2 separate regions of the Mus musculus genome follow, and region 2 is linked to region 1. Evidence: chromatin contacts called from ENCODE Hi-C or POLR2A ChIA-PET data. All regions are on one chromosome and are shown on one strand. Each heading gives the region's core, a stretch centred on a gene start or an enhancer-like site at or near the end of the contact. The rest is flanking DNA. Distances are from core to core; before and after follow the strand shown.

Region 1 (2,700 bases), core at 19-2,518:
GGATATAACATGTGCAATCAGAGGAGAGTAAAAGGCAGGACAGGGGGCTAAAGGGGATCAGAGATGATGTCTAAAGATCACAGTAGGATTTTACTGCTGGCAGGCATGGGGATCCATTCACTGTACAAATACTTCTGAGAATCCGCATGTCCCTGCCCTGGGAGCTAGAACACTGTGAGGAAAGTGGCTGGCCGACTCTCCCCTCAGCAAGCTTATTCTCTATCAAGAGAAGCCGAATCTAACCAAGCAGAAAAGGCTACTTTTAGGCAAAGTCATATAAAAGCCACGAAGAGAATGGGATGACCCTATGGAGAATGATAGAGAGAGGCAGAGATGCTTAGCTGGGGTGGTCAGGAAAGAGCTGTGCCTACACATTGAGGATGGGTCCTATGGAGAAACTTCCAGAAAAGGATGGAGGAGATGTCTGTGTCCCACTCATGACCCAGGGCTCACTCTGGATCCGAGTTGGGAAAGTCCGGTTAGAGTGAGCGATGGCCCCGAGAAGCAGCAAGGCTGATGAAGGTGTGAGATGGACAGACGGACTGTCTTCTCCCCCATGATACACTGGGAGAAATAACCGCCCCAGATCCAAGATGACTTCCTGGTCCCTCCTGCAGGTAGCAGTGCTGAGCTACACAGATGGAAGAGTCACGTGAACAGGACATTTACAGACTGCCCCCTTCCTCGAGGAAGCCACCTTGGTCTACTATAGGCTATAGCACCCCCTCTATCCCTTCCCCAATCTCTTAGTTTTCCAGCTGACAGAATAATTCAACTTGGAACCGATATCTCTCTCATGGTTTGTACCTGAGCTGGGTCCCATCGGCTTGCTTCTGGTCTTGTGGTTCTCCGTTCTTGAACATGCAAAGGATGTTTGAACAGTCAGGAAATGGTCTGACTGGGGTTCTGATTGGAAGTTCCAACTACAGCGAAGGGGAGGTGACTGTATTCCTGATCTCAATTGTCTTAATTCATTATCCACTCACTCCTGAGCGTTTTAACACGTGCCAGGCCCTGAATCCCGTGCTAGGGAGCCTCCATTAGGGCTACCTCGCCACGCCCTGGCTCCGGGGCTCCCAGCGTTGTGGCGGTCCTCTTCCTCTTGTTTTCAGGTTCTATGTCCCAGGACAGGGAGACGCTCAACCTCCGAAGCTCCCATCTATTCCTGACGTCAGGTCCGGAGCAGTGCCGCCCCCAACCCTGGGTCCCGCGCGCCTTCGAGAACTTATAGCCAGCGGGAACGCGGCGCGCCCCGAGACCCACATCTGGCAGAGCGGGCGCGCGCGTGTCACTAAGACGCTCATTAACCTGCGCAGCTGTCGCCATAACAACCGGAGCCCCGGAGTCCTGGCGACGCTAGGGCGGGGGTTGGGGGCGGCGGCCTCGGGAGGGACCTGGCGGGAGCGGGGGCGGTCCACACGAGCCGGGCGCTGCAAGCTCACCCGCGGGCGGGAGGGCGCCACGCACGTCGCCGCGGCCGTCCCCGCGGGCGGGGACCGAGCCCGCCGACGAGCCTCCGAGCAGCCGCGCGCCGAGCCCCGACTCTATGGCCCGCGGGGAGCGCGCCGCCGCTGCGCCGCCCACCCGCAGCCGGAATCCGAGCTCCAGCACCAGGCAGAGCGCAGCGGCTCGCGCCGCGGGCCGGGGCCCAGGGGCCGGGCCGCCCCGGGCGCGGGGCATGGGAGCCCGGTAGCCGGGTGGCGCGAGGACCCCCACGGCGGGCAGGACCCGCCGAGCGAAGACCGCCAAGCCCAGGGAGAGCCGGAGACAGCAAACCGCCCGCCCCCGGTCGCAGCCCCGCCAGGGCCCTCCCCTGGCAGCGCGCACCCGCGCGCGCACACACTTGCACACCTTTCCTCCGCTCCTGCCCAGCCTTGCCTGGCTCCCGCCGGAGCACCCCCGGGGGGCCGATGCCATGGGTAACAACTTCTCCAGTGTCTCCTCTCTGCAGCGAGGAAACCCGAGCCGCGCGTCGCGGGGCCACCCCCAGAACCTCAAAGGTAGGCTTCGCTGACCGGGGAGCAATTGCAGGGAGGGTTGCGGCGCAGGTGGAGTGGTGGGCAGGGGTGCGGTTGGGGACGACCGGCAGGTGCCACCTGTTGTGTGCATTTGGAGGGCGGGAGAGGCGCTTCTGACAGTGGAGGTGGGCTGTGGTGGCAGCTGACCGGTGCTGATGGTGGAGATGAGGGAGGATGGCGGTCGGTGGGGGTCTGCGCAATTCTCCTTATCTGCCCTGGCAACGTCACTGGAGTCCCCTCCAGTGATGCTAAGCGGTGAGAAGAGGTGGGAAAAACATTTGCCGGCTGGATAGGGCAGTGTGGAGGGAAACCTAGGTTTTTCCAGATGAGCCTCCCAAGAGAGTCATTGTGGTCTTTTTTGCATTTGCCTAGGGCTGGGGGAGATCCCGCTGGAAGCACTAGTTGCATTTCCAAGCAGAGGGTCTTAGAGATTCAGGACTAGAAGGGCAGACGCGTGCTCCCGGGGTCTTTGCAAGTGGGTGATCTTTTGCACCGTCTGAGTCAGGTTGTTTGGTTTTGTTTGTTTATTTGTTTGTTTGTTTGTTTTGTGCATCCAAAGACAAAGTATCTGGTCTGAACCCTAGAAAGAGGGGAAGGGAGCTTCCAAACAGATGGAACGTTATCGGGAGGGTTTGCTGTCTATGGCCCATCCAGCACCCTCTGGGGGAGGCCCGAGGCTCTG
Region 2 (2,700 bases), core at 69-2,568, 43 kb after region 1:
GATTTGTTTCTACGGGGACTCTAAATCCTGTTAAGTTGACAACAAAAGTTAGCCACCAGGGGTATTCACTTATCTTGATTCCTGTTTTATTTTTATTTGAGGGCAGGTACTAGGGGGCATAGGAGCCCTTCAGGAGAGCCTCCACGGGATGGGGAGGGGGAAGGCCAAAGTGTCTGGGCAGATGGACATGAGTTCAAAGCCGAGTCTCTGCTGTTTCTCATTCTGTGCCTGTGATTCCTCATTGGTAAGATGGGGACATGGTAGGGCCTTTATGTAGTGTTATGACGGAGGCTCATCTAGACCACACTTCCTGGGCCTTCCAGGCTGTTCTGGGCTCGCTGTATTGGGGCCTCATCTCTTCTTCCTGTTGCTCTGGCAGGTAGGCATTTTCCTTCCCAGCCCATTTTTTAGAAGAAAGAATAGATACCTGAGGTTTGATACTAGGTAGTCAGAAATGCTCAGGAGCCCAGTCTCAGCACCTCCTCTCCTCTGAGTCATTCCCCAACCCCCCCACCACAGACTCCTCAGTGTGTTGCAGCAACTATTGGAGTCACTAGACTGCTGGTATTTAACTGTCAGTGGCTTTCCTGGGAGTGTATAATCCTAGAGTCATCCAGCTCTTGTTGGTCCTGGGCCATCACGATGTTGTACTTGCTGATGCCCATTGTCTGAGGGAGAGAGTTGGAGAAAGAGATGATGCAGGATACAGGAGCAAGTCGGGGGCGGTGGGGGGGGGGAGGCGCTGGCTCAGCTGGCTCTGAGCTCTGCTGCAAATGAGACCATGGAGGGACAAGAAGGACAGAGCCAGAGGTGCAGGCAGCTTGAAGAAAGGCACACAGCTACAGGAGCCCCAGGGGGTATCCTCAGATTTGTGTGTATGCGTGTATATAGAGCTTGTGACTGTATGGGGAGAGGGATGGGGAAGGGTCCTCCCTGCAAAGGAGGTCTTTATCCTCCCAGCATCAGCTGCCAGTTTTGCTTATAATCCAGCAGGCCAGCAGGGATCAGTCAGGTGCAGGTCCCGCACGAGGTTTTTTTCTGGCACATATGTCCTGTCTCCTGTATCACTCTGGTGTCCTCCCGCTCTCCCCCACCCACCATGAAAGTCTCATTGTCTTCCATTCCTTACCTTAACCAGAAAGGTTATGGTGTATCCAGATCTTATGGACTCCAACTGATGATTTATCATTTGTGACAAGAGACAAGGGCTGCCTTCCAGTTTTAAAATTCACTCCACTCTGACCAGACCCAGAGCACCGACCAGGTGACAAGGGACAATGCTTAATCTCCTTTCTTAGCTGAACTGGCTGCTAGCCAGCCCTCTGACATGGCATTTGCATTTATAGCAGGTGTGTAAAAGCACACATGCAAAGCGTAGAGCCTTGCCTGGTGAGGCATGTGTAGAGCTGAGTACATGTTGGTGACAGGAGATGGTGCTTCCTGAAGCTGGTTCCCCATCTCTCCCTGGAGGAACATGGTCTGTATTCATACCCGGCATCCCAGGTCACTCCTTTCCCTGGGTGGGGTAGATCCTTAAGCTCCCCCTGCATTCCTGACAGTGGTCAGGCATCTTGCCTTGCAGACATTGTGTCTCTTGCTTCTCATGAGCACTACCGCCCTGTCTTGTCCCTATTATAGGAGTGACCACAGAACCTCAGAGACGGTCGGTGCTTCGCCCTGTCACATGATGGCAGAGCCAACTTGTATGGCCCCTAGGCTGGAGCTCCCAATCTCCACATGGTAGGGGTGGGTCCATCCATCCGCCATTCCTGGACAGTCACAAAGATGGGGGTTCAGTGCCTGTGGCTTCCAGCTGACATGTGCTTTCCTGGGAACAGGGATCCGGGTACCTCCATGTTCGGGTCTTTTCTGCTTGGAATGAATGGTGAACCCTCTGTTTCATCCAGGGCAGCTGGGGAGTGTGAGCAGGTGTGTTTGTGTCTAGGAGGGTCTCAGAGGGTGCTGCTGGCAGTGAGCCTGAGGCTGGTGGGAGCTGGGAAGGGCACCCAACACCAGGTTGTTTGCTCAGATTCTCTTTCAGTCTCCACCCCCGCACTGCACCTGTTGTGTTCCCATCATCCTGGCTGGGCAGCTGGCAGCTGTCACTGCTCAGGGCACCTGTCCCAGAGGACACCCTCTGGTCTCCATGGCTCTGGTTTCTCTGCACTATGCAGCTCTTTTAGTCTGTGCCCCTGCTTCATCTCCGTCATTCTCTTTCAGACTCCAGCTAGTGACCTGTGTTTTTCTTGGGTCCAGATATAGCTGGAGTTTGGGGGCGGTCTTCCGGGCTCCTCATTCTCCAGGCCCAGCCTAATCGGTCAGGGTAGGGAGGATGGTCCTGGCAGGTCGGCATTAAGCCCTAAATACCAGATGACTCATCACCTCAATCAAATTATCCTTTGTTCTTGACGGAAAACAAACCAAAACAAAACCTCAAACACGATAGATAACATAAGGAGCTGCCTTCCATCTCCTCCCCACCGCCTCTCTCTGACTTCTCCACATGCCAGCCATTTCCCCAGTCTCATGAATGAGAACGTATTTACCCTTCCTTCAGCCAGTTTAGGCTGTTACCTGAACACTGGGTTTGCCTATAGGCTACTCTGAGTCTAGTCACAGAAGACATCAGCCCTGAGTCCAAGTTCTCACCCAGCAATGCCTTGGGAAAGCCCACGCTCTGCTGGGCCTTGCTTGCTGCTC

The links. Hi-C counts contacts between places; a loop is a spot of excess contacts on that map. ChIA-PET counts read pairs that join two places held with the same protein, here RNA polymerase II (POLR2A).
Region 2: a loop to region 1 is called in a map of left cerebral cortex, with 2.5 times the contacts of the local background. The contact joins the enhancer-like site here to the promoter of Neurl1a in region 1. A Hi-C loop is called at or near these places in 3 of 37 maps with a recorded cell type or tissue (all left cerebral cortex). POLR2A ChIA-PET finds 5 or more read pairs at or near these places in 1 of 5 experiments (embryonic stem cell).

Annotation. Positions count from the first base shown.
Region 1 is chr19:47,177,552-47,180,251 of GRCm38, forward strand. It overlaps Neurl1a (neuralized E3 ubiquitin protein ligase 1A), which reads left to right and starts at 1,269. Exons shown (of 6, transcript NM_021360.4): 1 at 1,269-2,000. The coding sequence starts at 1,916.
Region 2 is chr19:47,220,638-47,223,337 of GRCm38, forward strand. The region is part of intron 1 of Neurl1a (neuralized E3 ubiquitin protein ligase 1A); the gene reads left to right. Among named protein-coding and RNA genes, the nearest start is that of Gm36693, 20 kb to the left of the region's middle. Within about 2 kb of position 1,319, at least 1 of the 3 ENCODE cell types and tissues checked has a DNase peak (open chromatin) inside an H3K27ac peak, as active enhancers do.